Linked DNA regions of Homo sapiens: region 1 is linked to region 2. A link is an interaction called in ENCODE POLR2A ChIA-PET data of the cell type or tissue named here. Cell type or tissue: HepG2. All regions are shown on one strand. Each heading gives the region's core, and the rest is flanking DNA. Links, peaks and the distances in the headings are about the cores only.

Region 1 (10,035 bases), core at 692-8,691, 160 kb after region 2:
AAATTTTGAGCCCAAGGGCTAGTGTTTTACTAGCCTCACTATTCTCTAGGCTTTGCTCAAGGCTACAGACAATCTGTGATCACCTGAATTAAGCCAACAGACAGTTCTCATTTCAGACAGACTTTTCATCTTCCTCCTGCCTACCTCATACATTTTACATCCCAAATTACTGCCTACTGGGAAAGAAGGTTTTGGGTTTGTTTTAACTTGTTTGTTTGCTTTTTTGTTTGTTTGTTTGTTTTTCTTTATCTTTTTCCTTGATTCATCACCGGCTGAGATACATACTATATAAACAAGAAATGTGGCAAAAGGTGGTATATCAAGAAACGGGATGCCAAAAATTTCACACAATCCGTGAACACATTTAAGCATACTTAAAAAAGAAATGTCCATCTCATCAACAAAAAATAAGTATGTAAGGTGAGAGATATGTTAATTAGCTTAACATAATAATTCAACAATGTATTCACATATCAAAATATCACCTGGTATATTATAAATATATATAATTTTTCATTTTTCAATAAATGAATGAGTGAAATGTGGAAGAGTAATGTCAGGCCCCCGCCCAAGGCTGGAGAACATATCTTTTTCTATGAGAAATTTTCTTCCATAATTGTCAGATCTTCAAACATCTGCTTCACAGAAGTGTCTCAGAGCCCTATCACAGATACAAGATTAAATAAATACCATAAGCTGAGGCTGTGGGTTGTCACTGGCAGCTGGAGGGACAAAAGTCATCTTTTTATTCCTAACCTTTTGTTTCTGCAAATGTAGTCTATTATGACATGCACAGGTATTAGGAGGGTGACGGCCATGCCAATAGCAAACACAGCTGTTTTGAATCCTATTCTGTATTTTTTATTAACTAAATACAGTGCTTGGTAAAATAAAATAAAATCAACATTAGGAGGCTCATCAATTACACAGGAGAGAAATGGTTACATAGAAATTGACATCATCCAGGTAATATATGCCTAATCAATTTCCTAAGCAAATCAGATGCTTCTGGGCTGAATTAAAGAAACACCTTTAATTAATTCAGCACCTACTGTGTGTCCGAAACCAACCAGAAACTTGTGGCCCAGGTTTCCTAGGAGAAACTGATGACCAATAAGCTACTGCCATTTGGACCTGTATTTTGTGGAGAGTGCAGGTCATTTTTTTAATTTAAAAAAGTGCTCAATTGCAGTCCCTTTCTACAGGACAGGCCAAGGGAAACGGATGGGAGCAAAGCAGGTGGATCTCTGGCAGGATTACAATCAAATTAAATGCGCATGGCCTGGAGTTTTCTTTTCAGCACTTTCAACTCAGAATAGTAGCCGTAAGTCAGCAGCAGTACTGCTTTTTGTTGCTGGGGCAGAGTATTATACCTCAGGGTTGCTTCTTCAGTTCTAATTTGACCTAATGAACATTTAAAAGAGAGGAAGGAAAAGTTACTTCTGAGTCCAGAAAACTGGATGGTAAAAGATCATATTCTAAAATTCACACATTCTGTGCATTAGAAAGTCACTTAGGCCCAGCTGGGCACGGTGGCTCACGCCTGTAATCCCAACACTTTAGGAGGCCGAGGCAGGCAGATTACTTGAGGCCAGGAGTTCAAGACCAGCTTGGCCAACATGGTGAAACCCTGTCTGTACTAAAAATACAAAAATTAGCCAGGCATGGTGACAGGTGCCTGTAATCCCAGCTACTGGGGAGGCTGAGGCAGGAGAATCTCTTGAACCCAGGAGGCAGAGGTTGCAGTAGCGGAGATCACACCACTGCACTCCAGCCTGGGCGATAGAGCGAGACTCTGTCTCAGAAAAAAAAAAAAAAAAAAAGTCACTTAGAACTCTGTTCTCTTTATCCAAATTCTAACAAAGATCTTACAACCCAGAACAGCTTAGAAGGCACACAGCGGAATGATGGTGGCTGCACTGACTAGAGGTCTATGTGCTGCAGAGGGTCAATTACAACGTTCATGGCTAGGGCTATTGAGTGACCTGAAGGTCAGACACAGCCCTGTCTTAGGATCTTTGTTTTTCTTTTTTCTTTTCTCTTCTTTTTTTTTCTTTTTTTCTTTTTTTGAGACAGAGTCTCGCTCTGCCGCCCAGGATGGAGTGCAGTGTCGAGATCTCCGCTCACTGCAACCTCCGCCTCCCAGGTTCAGGCAATTCTCTGCCTTGGCCTCCCCAGCAGCTGGGATTACAGATGTGTGCCACCACGCCCAGCTAAATTTTGTAATTTTTAGTAGAGATGGGGTTTCGCCATGCTAGCCAGGCTGGTCTCCAACTCCTGACCTCAAGTGATCCGCCCGCCTCGGCCTCCCAAAGTGCTGGGATTACAGGCCCGAGCCTCCGCACTCGGCCTTGGGCCCTTTCATTCATTCATTTGTTCATTCGTTCTCAGGGACCTCCTCTGGGATCTTAGAGCTCCTTTGAGTTCCTGGTAAGACCACCCACCTCTCCAGGGCTTAAGGAAGGTCTATAGAATGGCCAGTCTTCCTGATGAGGCCTCTCTCATGCCTGCACCCCAATGCAAATATTCCTAAGAAACCAGTGATGCTTAGGAGGTGCATTAGTTTCCTAGGGCTGCAGAAACACAGTATCACCAAGTGCCTAAAGCAACAGAAATGTGTTCTCCCGCAGTTCTGCAGGGTAGAAGCCCAAAATCAAGGTATCAGCAGGGCCATGCTCTGGAGGAAATCTGTCCTTGCCTCTTCCAGCTTCTGGTGGCCCCAGGCGTTCCCTGGCTCGTGGCTGCAACACCCCAACTTCTGCCTCCATGTTCAAGGGGCTATCTTCTCCCTGTGTCTCTCTATGTCCGCTCCCCTTCCTATAAGGACATCAGTCATTGGATACAGGTCCCACTCTAATTTCGGGATTATTTCATCTTGAGGCCCTTCACTAATTACATCTGCAAAAACCCTACTGCCGGCTAGGTGCAGTGGCTCACACCTGTAATCCCAGCACTTTAGGAGGCCGAGGCAGGTGGATTACTTGAGTCTAGGAGTTTGAGACCAGTCTGGGCAACATGGCGAAACCCTGTCTCCACTAAAAATGCAAAAATTAGCCAGCCATGGTGGTGCAAGCCTGTAGTCTTAGTTACTCGGGAGGCTGAGGTGGGAGGATCACCTGAGCCTGGGAAGTCAAGGCTGCAGTGAACTGTGATCGCACCACTGTACTCCAGCCTGGGCAAGCAGAGTGAGATCCTGTCTCAAAAAAAAAAAAAAAAAAAAAAAAAAAACACCCCTATTTTCAAATACAATCAGATTCTGAGGTTCCAGGCAGACACAGATTTTGAGGGGACACTATTCAACCTGCTACAGAAGACAATCAATAAAACTGGTAACAGATGACCCAGCTTTCCAGAAAAGGCCATGGAATGAGTCTCCTTTACCTCAGCCATCCACACAAATCCAAGACCCTTGGGTTTTCCCTGGTCTCAGGACTTTTATCCCTGTTGCCATTCTTGCAAAGCTCTGCACACAGCCAAGAAACATGAATCAGATTATGTCACTTCTGGTTTTAGAACTCTCAGTGGCTCCCATTGCAAAAAGGACATATCCCAAACTCCCAGCCAGGCCCCGAACGCTTTCCACGCCCTGTCCGGTACGTTCGTTCCATCACCCTCCTTCCCCTCCCTGGCCTCCCTACCTTCTGCTTACCTCTTGCCTCCCTCACCCTCACCTTTATTCCTCTCCTGGCTCAAACACAAAGAGGCCATGCTAGTACTTGCTGCTCCCTGTGTCTGGACAGCTGTCTCTCAGATTGTCGCTTAGATAAGACCATTGTTCAAACGTCAAATCCTCGCAGAAATTTTCTGTCCATTCTTTTTAAAATAGCACCCCCAGCCAGACACGGTGGCTCAGGCCTGTAATCCCAACACTCTGGGAGGCAGCTGAGGCAGGAGGATCCTTTGAGGCCAGGAATTTAAGACCAGCCTGGGCAAGAAAGTGAGACCCTGTCTCTACAAAAAATTTAAAAATTAGCTGGGTGGCTGGGTGTGGTGGCACACATCTGTAGTCCCAGCTACTTGGGAGGCTGAAGCAGGAGGATCCCTTGAGCCCAGGAATTGGAGGCTGCAGTGAGCTATGATCACACCACAACACTGCAGCCTGGGGCAACAGAGCAGCAAGATTGTATCTCAAAAAAATAAAAAGTAAAACAAAGGAACAAACAAAAAAACCACCAACCATGTATCTCACACATCTTAGGTCACTCGATTACAGGACCCCAACTTATTTTTTTATACCACTTATCACTAGCTGAAATTGTTCTTCTTGGCGGGGAGGGTGCGGTGGTAGACAAAGTCCCGCTCTGTTGTCCAGGCTGGAGTACAGTGGCATGATCTCGGCCCACTGCAACCTCCTCCTCCCAGGTTCAAGCGATTCTCCTGCCTCAGCCTCCTGAGTAGCTGGGATTACAGATGTGCACCACCACACCTGCCTAATTTTGGTATTTTTAGTAGAGATGGGGTTTCACCATGTTGGTCAAGCTGATCTCGAACTCCTGACCTCGTGATCTGCCCACCTTGGCCTACCAAAGTGCTGAGATTACAGGTGTAGGCCACCGCACCTGGCCTGAAACTGTATTATTTGTGTCCTTGTTCACTTGCTTACAGTCTGTCTCCCCCAGCACAATGTCAGCCCCATGGGGGCAGGAGTTTGTCTCATTGGTGGCTATGTCCCTGCATCCCAGGGCCTGGAAGAAGGCATTCAATAAATACTTGTTGAATGAATCCATGTGCCTGCTGGGTAACATGTTAGACACTGAGGGTACAAAAATGCCTACAATGGCCCCGGAGGGTGTCACGTTTAGTGAAGGTTACAGAAACGTCAAAAGCACTAACACTTCTGGGGCCCAGCCACTGTTCTGTGGCTTTTATCTTCACAAGAATCCTGCAGAGGTAAGTACTATTATAATTTCCGTTTTACAGATGAAGTAACTGAGGTTGCGTAATTTGCCCAAGAGGAGCCAAGGTTCAAACCAGGGAGTCTGACCAGATCTTGAGCTCTGGGCTTCTTTTTTTTTTTTTTTTTTTTTTGAGATGGAGTCTCGCTCTGTCACCCAGGCTGGAGTGCAGTGGCGTGATCTCAGCTCACTGCAAGCTCCATCTCCCGGGTTCACGTCATTCTCCTGCCTCAGCCTCCTGAGTAGCTGGGACTACAGGTGCCCGCCACCATGCCCAGCTAATTTTTGTATTTTTAGTATAGACGGGGTTTCTCCATGTTGGCCAGGCTGGTCTCGAACTCCTGACCTCAGGCGATCCACCCACCTCAGCCTCCCAAAGTGTTGGGATTACAGGCGTGAGCCACCTAGCCTGGCCTTTTATTTTTTTATTTTTTTTTTTTTTTTGAGGCAGAGTCTCACTCTGTTGTTCCCTGTTGCAACAGCTCACTGCAACCTCCACCTCCTGGGCTCAAGCAATCCTCCCACCTCAGCCTCCTGAGTAGCTGGGATCACAGGCATGCACCACCACACCTGGCAAATTTTTTTGTATTTTTAGTACAGACGGGGTTTTGCCATGTTGGCCAGGCTGGTCTTGAACTCCTGGCCTCAAGAGATCCACCTGCCTCGGCCTCCCAAAGTGCTGGGATTACAGGTGTGAGCCACCGCGCCCAGCCTGAGCTCCGGGCTTCTAAAGCACAGCCTGCCCCTCTACCAAAGATTACAGCTCTGTGCAGAGGGCCCTAAGAAAGGTTATGTAATGGGCCTGTGGGAGCCGGAAAAGGAAACGCTACTTGGGAGTGGGGCGGGTGGGAGGCTTCCTCTTGCTGCTCAGTTCCCAGGCTGGGGTGGCAACACCATGTGTAAATGGGCAGATTTTACAAAAGAGGCACAGAGCAGATTGCATTCAATGGGATGCAAAGTAGTTTCTGGTAATCTTGTGTGGGCACAGGGAGGGGTAACACAGGACTCTGTGGTGCCACAGCTGAGGTGTCAGCATTACATCACCATTACGGAGCCATAAGCCTCATTCCCCGTCTGCAGCCCAGGTTCTAGGCACTGGGCTCTTGACTTCCTAACATCTATAATCAAGCCTCTCTCTTAAACCACAGCTTCTGCTGCTGAGCTCTGGCCTTGCTCCTCTTCACCTCCCTGGAGAACCAGGTCCCGTTCTAAGCCCCAGGAGCAGGACCATTTGTGGTCTCGGCCCCTTGCCCCATCCTGACCACCCTCCCATCCAGCCTGTACCTCTATGCCAGCACCAGATTCCTCTTTATTATTATTATTATTATTATGGGGAGGAGGAGACAGAGTCTCGCTATGTCACCCAGGCTAGAGTGCAGTGGCTATTCACAGGGGTGATCCTTGCACGCTAGTCTCAGACTGCTGGGTTCCAGTGATCCTCCTGCGTCAGCCTCCTGGGTTCAAGTGATCCTCCTGCGTCAGCCTCCTGAGCCTGCACCTGGCTTCCTCTTTTTCTTATTTCTATTTTTTAGAGATGGAGTCTCACTCTACTATCCAGGCTGTAGCACAGTGGCACAATCATAGCTCACTGCAGCCTCAAACTCCTATGCTCAAGCGATCCTTCTGCCTCAGCCTCCCGAGTAGCTGGGTTTACAGGCGCAGGCCACCACACCCAGACTCTCCCTATGTTGCCCAGGCTGCTCTGGAATTCCTAGCCTCAAGGGATCCGCCCTCCTCGGCCTCCTAAAGTGCTGGGATTTCGAGTTACTGCACCCGGCTCCCCAGCTTCCTCTCTGTTCTATCTTCTGCCCGGGGCTGGCTTGCCCTCCATTCATCTGCCCAGAAGCACAGCCGTGTTTGTGCGCAGCCAGCAGACTCTCCAGACTCCGGTTCCACAGCCTTACCCGCCCGCCCAGGCTCGCTCCCGCAGCCCGCGGCTAAGACCTTAGCAATCTCTGCTCTGCACCTGTAGCTTTGCCTCCTTTCTAGGTCTGGCTTCCCTTGGTCTGGCCCAACTAAATTCTTTCCTGGCACTGACTGCCAGGAGACAGGAAAACTATAGAAAGCAGAAGAGGGAGAACCACGTAAGTCACAATCAAATGGCTCTTTTGCCAAATATCTACAAGCCTTGCTCCCACGATTCATCCAGGTCTCTGCTCAACTGTCGCCTCCTCAAGGGTCTTCCGCCACCACTCTCCCCACCCCCACTCGCTGTCCCTATATCCTGCTATATTTGTGGCTACCTGACATTATATTATATTTGTATATTTCCATGCTGTTGTCAGGGTCCTCCTCCCACCTCCAGAATATAAGCACCTTGAGGGCAGGGAGTTTGTTTTAGTCACACCTGTGTCCAGAGCTGTATCTGGCACATAATAATCACTCAATAAACAGTGGTAAGCTGAATGCTTACAAGAGTCACATACACCTGAAATCTACACAAAAGAGCACACTGTAATAGCTGATGTTTACAAAGATCACTCAGGAAATCGAGACAGGGAAAGTCATTTTGTTCTGTTTTGTTTTGTTTTAGGATTACATGAGATAATGTTCACAAAGCCTGTAATGAAGTTACTGAAACAGCCATGTCCAACCCTTTGAATAAGAGGACTTTTTGGCTTATCTGTGGTGGCAGATATCACAAAAATTATACACGGACCTTTATTTATTTATTTTAGCTCATCAGTTATCATTAGTTTTATTTTATTTTATTATTTATTTATGTATTTATTTATTTTGAGACGGAGTCTCACTCTCTCGCTCATGCTGGAGTGCAGTGGTGCAATCTCGGCTCACTGCAAGCTCGGCTCACTGCAAGCTCCACCTCCCAGGTTCACGCCATTCTCCTGCCTCAGCCTCCCGAGTAGCTGGGACTACAGGTGCCCACCACCACGCCCGGCTAATTTTTGTATTTTTAGTAGAGACGGGGTTTCACCGTGTTAGCCAGGATGGTCTCCATCTCCTGACCTCGTGATCCACCTGCCTTGGCCTCCCAAAGTGCTGGGATTACAGGCGTGAGCCACCGCACCCGGCCAGTGTTAGTGTATTTTATATGTGGTCCAAGACAATTCTTCCAATGTGGCCCAAGGAAGCCAAAAGTTTGGACACCCATGTTCTAAAACATAGCACGCTTATAAATATGTTAGCTATTATTAGAGAAACCATCTTTACAAGATTCTGGTAAACCTTTCTTATCAGGAACACCCAGCTCGTTTCCCAAGAGTGTCAAGTAGCTGAAGTTTTCCTGCAGAAGTTATCCACTGGGATATAGGAGGTAATATGGCTGTGGTCCGTGCTGGGTGAAACTGAAAACATCTGACTGAGCCAAAGAGAAGAGACTAAAGATAAATGTTGCTGAAATAAACACAGTCAATTGTTAAGACAGTCATGACATTAAGACAAAGGAAGAAAAGTTTTCAGAGTGACTCATCTTTTGGTTCTTCAGAGTGATCATATCTTCCTTGGAAACAGAAAATACATGGAGATGTGTGAACTATGCATGCCTCTGTGTTTATGACTCGAAGATAAGCTGTGGTGAGGGAAAGTCTATATTAGTATTCAAGGCCACAGAAACCAGTCTCTTTTACAAATTACCGTGTAATTAAACAGAAGGCACATGAGATGTATTTTAAGCACATCCCCTTTCTTATTCTTAGTATTCCACTCAACGTCCAAACCCTTATTAATATCTCTGGCCAAAACCACAACTTAAAAACTGCAAACTCATTGTACTATCAAGGAATATTTTCTAATTGTGCCTTAAAACCAACTGTCAGACAAGCTGAGTTCCCATCATGAATAATGGTATACAGAGGCTGACTCAGCGGTAAAGGGTGGAGAAAACGCAGAAAGAGGGGGAAAGCCGTAGGTAAGACAAGACATGAGGCCAGGTGCGGTGGCTCACTCTGTAATCCCAGCACTTTGGGATGCTGAGGCGGATGGATCACTTAAGGTCAGGAGTTTGAGACCAGCCTGGTCAACATGGTGAAATCCCGTCTCTACTAAAAATACAAAAATTAGCTGGGTGTGGTGGTGGGCGCCTATAGTCCCAGCTACTCGGGAGGCTGAAGCATGAGAATCGCTTGAACCCGGGAGGTGGAGCTTGCAGTGAGCCAAGATCACGCCACTGCACTCCGGCCTGGGCGACAGAGCAATATTCCATCGCAAAAAAAAAAAAAAGAAACAGTAACTAAAAAGAGTAAAAATTAAAGAAATAGTTCATCATAAAATGGAAACACATAATGAACTTCTTTCAACATTCCAAGTTGTTGTGTGGTTTGGTTTTGTTTTTAAGAGATGGGGTCTTGCTTTGTCACACAGGCTGGAGTGCAGTGGTGTGATCATTTCTCACTGCAACCTTCCTGGGCCCAAGGGATCCTCCCACCTCAGCCTCCTGAGCAGCTGGGACTACAGACACATGCCACTGCATATGTCTAATTTTTTTTTTTTTGGTAGAGACAGGGTCTCACTATGTTGCCCAGGCTGATCTTGAACTCCCGGCCTCAACTGATCCTCCCACCTCAGCCTCCCAAGTAGCTGGGACGACAGGTGTGCACCACCACGCCCAGCTGTTTTGTTGTTGTTGTTTAGAGACAGAGGTCTCACTACCTTGCCTAGGCTGGTTTCAAACTCCTGACCTCAAGCAATCCTCCCGCTTCCACCCTCTAGAGCATTCTGCCTCCTAGAGCACTGGGATTATAGGCATGAGCCACCACACTGGCCAACATTCTAAGTTTGTTTTTGTTTTTGTTTTTGAGACAGAGTCTTGTTCTGTCACAGAGGCTCGAGTGCAGTGGCATGATCTCAGCTCACTGCAACCTCCACCTCCCGAGTTCAAGCGATCCTCCTGCCTCAGCCTCCCAAGTAGCTGGGATTATAGACTAATTTTTTTGTGTCTTAGTAGAGACAGGGATTCACCACGTTGGCCAGGCTGGTCTTGAACTCCTGACCTCAAGTGACCCTCCCACCTCAGCCTCCCAAAGTGCTGGGATTACTGGCATGAGCCACCACACTAGCCAACATTCTAAGTTTTTAAAATCACAGAGTAGTAAGGAGAATTAATGATCCAGAGAAAAGACGTTACCATCTATAAACTCCTGCGCATTCAGAACTGTCTTAAACCCTTTATAAACCTTATTGC
Region 2 (10,035 bases), core at 1,309-9,308:
TCAACCTCACGTGTCTCAGTCTGTTTGGGCTGCTATTAAAAAATGCCATAAACTGGGTAGTGTGTGAACAAAAGAAATTTATTTCTTAGCCAGGCACAGTGGCTCTTGCCTGTAATCCCAGCACTCTGGGAGGCCAAGGTGGATGGATCACCTGAAGTCAGGAGTTCAAGACCAGCCTGGCCAACATGGTAAAAAAAAAAAAAAAAAAAATATATATATATATATATATATATATATATATATGTATTTCTTATAGTTTTGGGGGCTGAGAAGTCCAAGATCGAGGCAGATTTGGCATCAGGTGAGGACCCACTTCCTGGATCATAGATAGCACCTTCTTTCTGTTTTTTTGAGATGGAGTTTCACTCTTGTCACCCAGGCTGGAGTGCAATGGCGTGATCTCGGCTCACTGCAACCTCCACCTCTCAGGTTCAAGCAATTCTCCTGCCTCAGCTTCCCAAGTAGCTGGGATTACAGGTGCCCACCACCATGCCCAGCTAATTTTTTTGTATTTTTTTGTAGAGACGGGGTTTCACCATGTTGGCCAGGCTGGTCATGAACTCCTGACCTCAGATGATCTGCCTGCCTTGGCCTCCCAAAGTGCTAGGATTACAGGTATAAGCCACCATGCCTGGGCAGATAGCAACTTCTAGTTGTGTCCTCACATGGTAGAAGGGACAAGGGGTCTATCTGGGGCCCTTAAAACCTAAGGGGTCTCTCTGGGGCCCTTAAGACCTAAGCACCTTCAAAGGCCTCACCTCCTAATGCCATCACCTTGCGGTGATTAGGATTTTAACATAGGAATTTGGGGGTGAGGGGCACCATGGCATCTCCTAAACCACTTAAAAAAAATTCCTCGCCTTAGTTGGTAGCACGAACACCCATTCGTTACAAAAACCTGAATTATCTCAGACCACTGAGCTAATTGCTCCATCCTAACTAGGCACCAATCTCTCTCTGTCTTCCTAATTCTCTCCTCTATATTTCTTTTCTTTTCTTTTCTTTTTTTGAGACGGAGTCTCACTCTGGAGTGCTGGAGATCACTCTCAGGCTGGAGTGCAGTGGCGTGATCTTGGCTCACTGCAACCTCCGACTCCCTGGTTCAAGCGATTCTCCTGCCTCAGCCTCCCAAGTAGCTGGAATTACGGGCACGCACCACTACTCCCAGCTAATTTTTGTATTTTTAGTAGAGACGGGGTTTCACCACGTTGGCCAGGATGGTCTTGATCTCCTGACCTCGTGATCCGCCTGCCTCGGCCTCCCAAAGTGCTGGGATTACAGGCATGAGCCACCGCACCCAGCGTCTCCTCTCTATTTCTACTGTCACTGCTTTAAATCTCGGGCTGCATTCTCTATCATCTGATCTACTGCAAAAATCTCCTGTGTTCTCTACCAGTCTCTCCCTGCATCACGATCTTGCCTGTCTACCCATTCTCACCCTCTAGCATGTGTTCTCCATAGAGCCTACCCCACTGCCTTGCAATGAGAGTACCTGTCCCTTCCACCAGCCTAACAACCCCTGGTGCCGAATAGATGTTTAACAAATGTTTCTTGTACGATGAATTAAGGCACCATTAAAAGCATCCTATCTTTTAAATGTAAAATAAAGGACTTCTCAAATTTCCACTAGGAACTTAACACAAAGGGATTGAGGAAGATAACTGTTTTTTTCTTTCCTTTTTTTGTTGAGATGGAGTCTCAATCACTCTGTCGCCTAGGCTGGAGTACAGCAGCATGATCTCAGCTCACTGCAACCTCCACCTCCCGTATTCAAGTGATTCTCCTGCCTCAGCCTCCTGAGTAGCTGTGATTACAGGTGTGTGCCACCGCGCCTGGCTAATTTTTGTATTTTTAGTGGAGATGGGGTTTTGCCATGTTGGCCAGGCTGGTCTCGAATTCCTGACTTCAAGTAAGATACCCACTTTGGCCTCCCAAAGTGCGGGGATTACAGGCGTGAGCCACCATGCTCAGCCTGAGGAAGATAATTGATATTTACTGAACATCTATGATATGTCAGGAACTATGATAAATGGCTTATATAAATTATTTGGGGCCAGGCATGGTGGCTCATGCCTATAATCCCAGCAGTTTGGGAGGCCAAGGTGGGGGCATCACTTGAGCCCAGGGGTTCAAGATCAGCCTGGGTAATATAGGAAGACTTCATCTCTACAAAAAATTAAAAAATTAGGCGAGCATGGTGGCAAGTGCCTATAGTCCCAGTTACTTGGGAGGCTGAGGTGAGAAGATCACTTGAGCCCAGGAGGTGGAGGTTGCAGTGAGCTGAAATTGTGCCACTGCTCTACGGCCTGGGTGATAGAGGAAGACTCTGTCTCAAAAAGAAAAAAAAAAATTGGTTCAGAACACTATCATTTTAAAAACAAACCCAAGGGAGTATAGAAAAGCAAGGGGGAAGAGCCTTTAAACCATAAGAATTTACTCGGCCTCTAGGGAATTAAGGAACACCCAAGGGAACAATCAGTCTTGAAATCAGATGACTTTACATTTTTATCAGTTTAGAATAAAGGTTAGGAACAACATGAGCAAATCGAGTCTGATCTTCCATCTCTCAAGCCAGGCGTGGTGGCTCACACCTGTAATCCCAGCTACTCAGGAGGCCGAGGCAGGAGAATCGATTGAACCTAGGAGGCAGAGGTTGCAGTGAGCCGAGATCGGGCCACTGCACTCCAGCCTGGACGACAGAGCGAGACTCTATCTCAAAAGAAAAACAATAACAACAAAAATACAAAACAACAACAACAACAAAGAAATAGGGAACAGTATGCAGTTACGTAAACTCTTAGCCAAAGCAGAATGTTGTTACCCGTGAGTACCAAGGATCACTTTTTTTTTAAAGCAATACTTTTTTTTCTATCTTAAACTGTTACCAAAAGCCCCCAATAAAGACATACCACGTGTACAACTAGTGTATCTGGTTTAACATTATCTATTCCAAGAGACCCAGATGGTTCCAAGCAAATATAGCTGGGTGCTGAAAACAAAGCTTCACCCATAGATCGAAATTAAGTTACTAGAAAATTCAGTCTTTCCAGTGTCCTTCATTCCCGAGGACGTTCCTTAATATGTTTCATATTTCATTTCAATAATTTACTCTAGTTTTGACATCCCAACCAAGGTGATGTTGAGTTCATAACAAACCCAATCTCATGATAGATTTCTGAACCTTTGTAGGAATGATAATAAAATGTTTCAGCACCAAATGGTCAATTATTTGGTTTTACCCCTGAGTATCTCTTCCATGATGGCATTTTGCTGATGCTTTTCAACATCTATTTATTATCATCTGATCGGCATAGCTAAAGATAATTAAAATTACTCTAGATAATGGTTTGCATAGTCCAAAGGTATTTATGACCATGTCTTTACAGGACTGGGAACAAGATGAAACATTTTCAGATGAAGCTCCATGAAGTTTATATTTAACAAATTTATGTACCAAATGGCCATAAAAATCTGATGGAATATAAACAGGCCTTCAATAGGTATTAGTGGAGAAATAGGATTTAAATGTGATTTAATAGCTTAATATTATTCATAGAGAATCGCCATCAGTCTCAGAAGATCAAGTGCAGAATTTGGTGGGCAACAGCTGACACACTGCATGGTTAAAAAGCAGAGCCCTGTGTACAAGTAGGGGAGCAGATGGAAGCAATGATTTCAGCGCATCAAAAGGCAGAAATTGCTTTGAAATCATGTCCATTGGAAATCATTAACTTCTTTTCTGTAAGCTCAGCTCCTATTATCCCCTTGCCCCACATTAAAAAAAAAAAAAAACTAAAATACTAGCTGAGACTTTGTCCTTGAAGGTGTATCAGATAGATGGCATCCAGGGATTTTTAGTAAGAAATCCATTTTATAAAGATGATGGCTCTGGATGTCCAAGGGGAAGAAGATTCAATGGTTCCCTTTTCAGAGTTCTATCAAGTCATTTGCATTATTAGGAAGCCAGCCAGTGCCCTGGAAAAAGTTAACAAACAACCTTCCAGGCCTGAACAACTGAATAGCTTATTATTCAATGACTTGACTTTGGCAGAATTCAGTTCAGTGTTCACATTTGATATGCAAACACTATTCAGTACTGAAATGCACTCATGATGTACATCTCAATATCCTATGCAAAAGGAGATATCATGCTGAATTAATTCATTGATTCTAAGATGCCACCAACTATACCACCGAAAAAGAAAAAATGCTGCCACTTGTAATTGTAACATGCCATCAACTCTAATATGCGTTTCATTTGTAAAGTTGTTAAAACATGAAAAACAATGGCCGTGTTAAAACATGCTGAATGTCTAAAATGTGTACAAAGCTCTATTCTGTGCACTTTTCAGGCTTAACACATTTAATCCTCACAAGTACCCTATGAGTGGGAACTATCATGATACTCATTTGACAGGGGCACACGGAAGTGAAGTAACATGACTTAACTAGCTGCTAAGGAGTTGACTTGGGATTCAAAGACACCTGGTTTGACTCTAGTGCCTACAGTCTTCATCCTGTCTCCATTCTGCCACGGTTCTGTTGATGATTAACTGGGAACAACAGCATAGATGGCTCTCACCTCTTGGAACAGAGCTGTGCCAAGCAGGATCCCTTACAGATGAGTAAAACCCAAGGAAGGACTGTGTCTGAAACCAGAATCCCCAACCTCCAAGCAGGAGGCCACAAGGCAGAGGGTCTGCTGCTTGCACCAGTAACCACTCCTTTCTCCACTTTGAAAAAGTGAACTCAAAAGTCCCTGGAGACGTGACTTATCAACTCATGTCTGAGGATGCCTCTGGGTGGTGAAAAAGGAATAGGGACTGCAGACTTCAGAAACGTGAGAACTTGGACTCCCCAAGTTACACTGACTTCCCCATTTGTGGATCTCCAAGAGTCCACTCTGAAGTGGTTCCCATGAGGTATAACTGAAGTGAAAGAGAAAAGAGAACTATGGTTTATGAAGCATTTGACATGCAGCATCTCACTGCATCCTCTCAATTCTCTCTGAAGTGGGTGCCATTTTCCCCTTTACACAGCTGGGGAAGTTCAGAACAGCGAAGTCCCGTTATCACTTGGCTGCAGAGCCCTGCTTTGGACCCTATTTGGTCGAAGGCTGGTGATTTCTCTGATTCTAGTACAGAATCCTACTAACTGGGCCTGACCAGCTGCTAGCTTTTGGCAGATTCCTCAAGTGTTCTCCACCAAAATGCTCCACGACCCAAGATTGCTGTCCATCCTCTGTCATGAGCAATCCACCCACCAAGGCACCATCCACTGGACTCAACAAACATAAACACAAAGCTCTAGGTAAATAAACAGCAAAGCTGTGCCTTATTTTTTTTAAGTGACGTACACTGTATTCCCACAGTAATTATGAGGGGGAAAAGGAGCCAAACATTTGGGAAACAACTGCAGAGCCAGTGACTGAGGCTAACAGTGGATCACAAAGAATTAAAGAGGTTTGAGTTTCATGGAACAGAAGACTCAGATGAATATTTTCTTTTTCAAAACTCAAAAGATCAATATCAAGAATATAAAAAATCATATAAAAAACATGGCTCACGCCTGTAATCTCAGCACTTTAGAAGGTCAAGGAGGGCAGATTGCTTGAGCCCAGGAGTTTGAGACCAGCCTGGCCAACACGGTGAAACCTCGTCTCTACTAAAAATGTAAAAATTAGCATAGTGTGGTGGCATGCACCTATAATCCCAGCTACTTGGGAGGCTGAGGCAGGAGAGTCGCTTGAACCCTGGAGGCAGAGGTTCAGTGAGCCAAGATCACACCACTGCACTCCAGCCTGGGTGACAAAGGGTGACTCCATCTAAAAAAGAAAACAAAACAAAAAATCAAAAAGCCAAAAAACAGCCACTACCCACCAGTCAAACATATGTAATTATTTTGTCATATTTGATTCCGATTCTGTCCCTACTTAAAAAAAAAAAAAAGAGAAAATTTCACACTTATAGTTGAAATCCCTTCCTCTTCCACACCTGGCTGACAGCTATCATAAATTTATTGTGAACTTAGTCCACATTTTAAAATAAACTTTGTATTTTATGTAACATATAAATGCATCTGCATCCATAAATAAGATATTCTTAAATGATTTTAATGGTTTCCATGGTCAGGTTTGTAAACACTTTTGGAATTTATTTTTGAATATGGAGTGAGGTAGGGATCCATTCTTTTCTTTCTTTTTTTCTTGAGACAGGGTCTTTCTCTGTTGCCCAGATGGAAGTGTAGTAGCGCCATCATGACTCACTGCAGTTTTGACCTCCCAGGCTCAAGTGATCCTCCTGCCTCAGTCTCACAAGTAGCTGGAGCTACAGGCCTACATCACCATGCCTGGCTAATTATTTTTATTGTTTGCAGAGATGGGGTCTAGCTATGTTGCCCAGGCTGGCCTTGAACTCCTGGACTCAAGTGATCCTCTTGCCTTGGCCTCCCAAAGTGCTGGGATTACAGGCATGAGCCACTGTGTCCAGCCTATTATTTTAGTTTTCCCTATGAAATGTCAACTCACTTAATGTCATTTACTGAGAAAGTTATCTTTCCTTCCCACTGATTGGAGACACATTATCTATTATGTATCAAATTCACATGATCAGCTTACGTTTATTTCTATCTTTGTGCAAATACCACATTCTTTCATATGATTTTGTTATCAGATATGATGAACTTCGCCTCCTTGTTCTTTGTTCAAAATTTGTCTCAGCTATCTTTTGACTTTTATTTTTCCATCTGATTTTACAATTTATGACAATCCTGTTGAGATGTTGATTGGAATTACATTTAATTTGGAGACTGATTTAGGAAATCACTTATTTCTTTACAGTATTTAGTCTTTTGCTCCATGCACATGGAGTATTTATAATTTGTTCAGGTCTTTGTTAGGTCCTTTGATAATAATTTCGTCTAGAAAAGTTAGATTTGTTCTTGGGTACCTTAATGTTATGTTGCTATTGATGATGGGATTAATATTTTCTAATTATTACTCATATATGGAATATCATTGATATTTGTAAGTTGATCTGATAGCCAGTAACCCTTCTGAACATAATCATTTTGCTATCATTTTAACTATTTAGTATTCTATTTAAGATAATTTGTAAATTCTCTTAGGTTTTCAGTTTAGACACACTGTCTGCCTATAACAAAATTCTTTTATCTTTAGTTACATTCCTTATACCATTTTTTGCTCTTTCAATTTTAATTTTAAAAAATCATTGCGCTGGGTGTGGTGACTCACTCCTATAATGCCAGCACTTTGGGAGGCTGGGGTGGGAGGATCATTCGAGCCCAGGAGTTCAAGACCAGCATGGGCAACACAGCGAGATGCCCATCTCTACAAAAAAAAAAAAAAAATTAGCTGGGCATGGTGATGTGCTCCTGTAGTCCCAGCTACTAAGAAGGCTGAGGTGGGAGGATTGCTTCAGCCCAGGAGGTTGAGGCTGCAGTACGCCGTGATGGTGCCACTGCACTCCAGCCTGGGTGACACAGCAAGACCCTGTCTCCCAAAAAAATTTTTAAATCAATAAATAATTGTGACTTTAAATCTTAATATAATGTCAAACATGTCAAAAAATTGCAAGAATATAAAAAAAATCAAGAAATATCAGAAAATCCCTGAACACCCTTTACCCAGATTCTCCAGCCGTTAACATTTGCTTCTTTTGCTTTGTCTTTCACATTTGAGAAAACATTGCAGATATGTCCCTTGACCTCTAGATATTTCAGGGTGAATTTCCTAAGAATAAAGACAGTCTCTCACCTGATTACAAAACAACGATCAAAATTAGGAAGTTTAACATTGATATAATACTATTATCTAATCCTCAGTCCCTACTTAAATTTTGCCGATTACCCAGTAATATCCTTTGGGCTCTTTTTCTCCAGTTTAGGTTCCAGTCCAGGATCATACTGCATTTAGTAGTCTCATCTCTTTAGTCTTCTTTAATCTAAAATAATTCATCAGCCTTTCTTTGTCTTTCATGACCTCAACAATTTTGGAGAGTACAGGCCAGCTATTTTATAGAATCCCATCAATCTGAGTTTGTGTAAAGTTTCCTTATGATTAGATTTAGCTTATGGGTTTTTTGTTTGTTTGTTTGTTTGTTTGTTTTTGACAAGAACACTAAAGAGGTGATGCGTCTTTTTCAGCACATCATATCATTTCTGATGCTAGTTTGTTCCAGGATTGATAACGTTACAGACATTTGGTTAAGGTGGTATACACCAGGTATGTCTATTGTAAAATTCTTTCTTTCTTTCTTTCTTTTTTTTTTTTTGAGACAGAGTTTCGCTCTTGTTGCCCAGGCTGGAGTGCAATGGCACATTCTTGGCTCAGTGCAACCTCCATCTCCCAGGTTCAAGTGATTCTCCTGCCTCAGCCTCCCCAGTAGCTGGGATTACAGGTGCCCACCACCACGCCCGGCTAATCTTTTTGTATTTTTAGTAGAGATGGGGTTTCACCGTGGTCTCCAACTCCTGACCTCAGGTGATCCACCCACCTCGGCCTGCTAAAGTGCTGGGATTACAGGTGTGAGCCACTGTGCCTGGCTGTCTATTGTAAAATTATTTCTATTTCCATTTTCCATTAGTAAGTCACTTGCAGAGAAATACTCTTAGTCCATGTAAATATCCTGTTCCTCATCAAACTTTTCACATACTAGTTTTAGCATTCAATGATGTTTACTACTAAATCAATTACTATTATGATAGTTGCAAATGGTGATTTTCTTCTACAGGTAGGCCCTAGGGTTGTGTATTTGCTCAAACTTAAATTACACAAAAAATAGTTTCAGTAGTATTAGCCCATACTACAGTAAGAAACAAACTTATTACTTAGAATTCAGTATTTGTTTACAATTCTTATTGTCTTCCGACTGAGGATACATAGTCAGAGTGCTGTGTAATTGAGAATTCCTTGGGAAAGGTCTTTTTCTCTCCTTTTCAGTGTGGCTATTTTATTTCTTTTAAAATACAGTTAGGTTCATTTATTTCGTTTTAATTCTATTTTAGTATCTTCCACCCCACCAACCCCCTGCCTAATCCCTGTTGATTTGGTTTCATTATTTTTGAGTGGGGAAAACATTAACATGATTTCAAAAGTTGAATGATTCAAAAAGGTATACTCCCAGAGGTAGTGCTTCTCTCACCATCTCTACCCCGTTTCCACACACCCCCACTGTAGGTAGCCAATCTCATTATTTTCTGGTTTGTCCTCTCTGCATGTCTTTTTTTTCCTGTTCTTCCTTTCCTTTCCTTTCCTTTTGAGACAGAGTCTCACTCTGTCACCCAGGCTGGAGTGCAGTGGTATGATCTCAGCTCACTGCAACCTCCACCTCCTGGGTTCAAGAGATTCTCCTGCTTCAGCCTCCCGAGTAGCTGGGATTACAGGCATGTGCCATGACGTCTGGCTATTTTTTATATTTTTAGTAGAGATGGGGTTTCACCATGTTGGCCAGGCTGGTCTCGAACTCCTGAACTCAGATGATCCACCTACTTTGGCTTCCCAAAGTACTGAGATTATAGGTGTGAGCTAACACACCCAGCATTGGTGGTGATATATCCTGTACCCAATACTTGTTTTGCTCAACGGTCTTAGCATCCATTGATGGCTTTTTTTTTTTTTTTTGAGTCAATTATTACTACAGTGGTTACAAAGTGGACATTCAGACCTTGATACTTGGTATTGCCTCTCTAGCTCCAAACTCCAGTTTCCCAACATGATTCAGCACCAGGTCTTTGCTGACAATGCTTTTGACCAGTTTGGTTAACTGTCTCCCTCACCCTTGATACTAGCACATCAGAGGAGGCAGGTCTTTTTGAATTTATCACAGCACCTGTGAATCAGGCCTAGCCAGAAAGCAGACACTACTTTAAGCTGTCTTCTACTAATGATTATCCGCGGTAAGTTCTAGCTTCTTTGAATGCAGAGGTAAGCTGTGTTGTCACTATACCTCTGAGAATCAGAAAGCCAGCCCTTGTGTGCTGGATATTCTTTTTGCTCATGTGTTTTTTACATGCAGC

What was found. ChIA-PET counts read pairs that join two places held together with the same protein. Peaks named below come from ENCODE experiments on the same cell type or tissue, not always from the same donor. Only the 100,000 strongest peaks of a DNase experiment are listed, where the experiment ranks them.
Region 1: POLR2A ChIA-PET joins it to region 2 with 6 read pairs; 7 of 35 experiments call an interaction of 5 or more read pairs at or near these places.

The regions. Positions count from the first base shown.
Region 1 is chr17:67,430,102-67,440,136 of GRCh38, reverse strand. All of the region lies in intron 1 of PITPNC1 (phosphatidylinositol transfer protein cytoplasmic 1), which reads right to left. It overlaps LOC124904046 (a long non-coding RNA gene), which reads left to right. Exons shown (of 3, transcript XR_007065881.1): 3 at 1-1,817. Among named protein-coding and RNA genes, the nearest start is that of MIR548AA2, 36 kb to the left of the region's middle. In HepG2, for the core only: no CTCF peak of the experiment used is centred there; no DNase peak of the experiment used is centred there.
Region 2 is chr17:67,589,210-67,599,244 of GRCh38, reverse strand. The region is part of intron 5 of PITPNC1 (phosphatidylinositol transfer protein cytoplasmic 1); the gene reads right to left. Among named protein-coding and RNA genes, the nearest start is that of MIR548D2, 120 kb to the right of the region's middle. In HepG2, for the core only: no CTCF peak of the experiment used is centred there; a DNase peak (open chromatin) is centred at 4,534.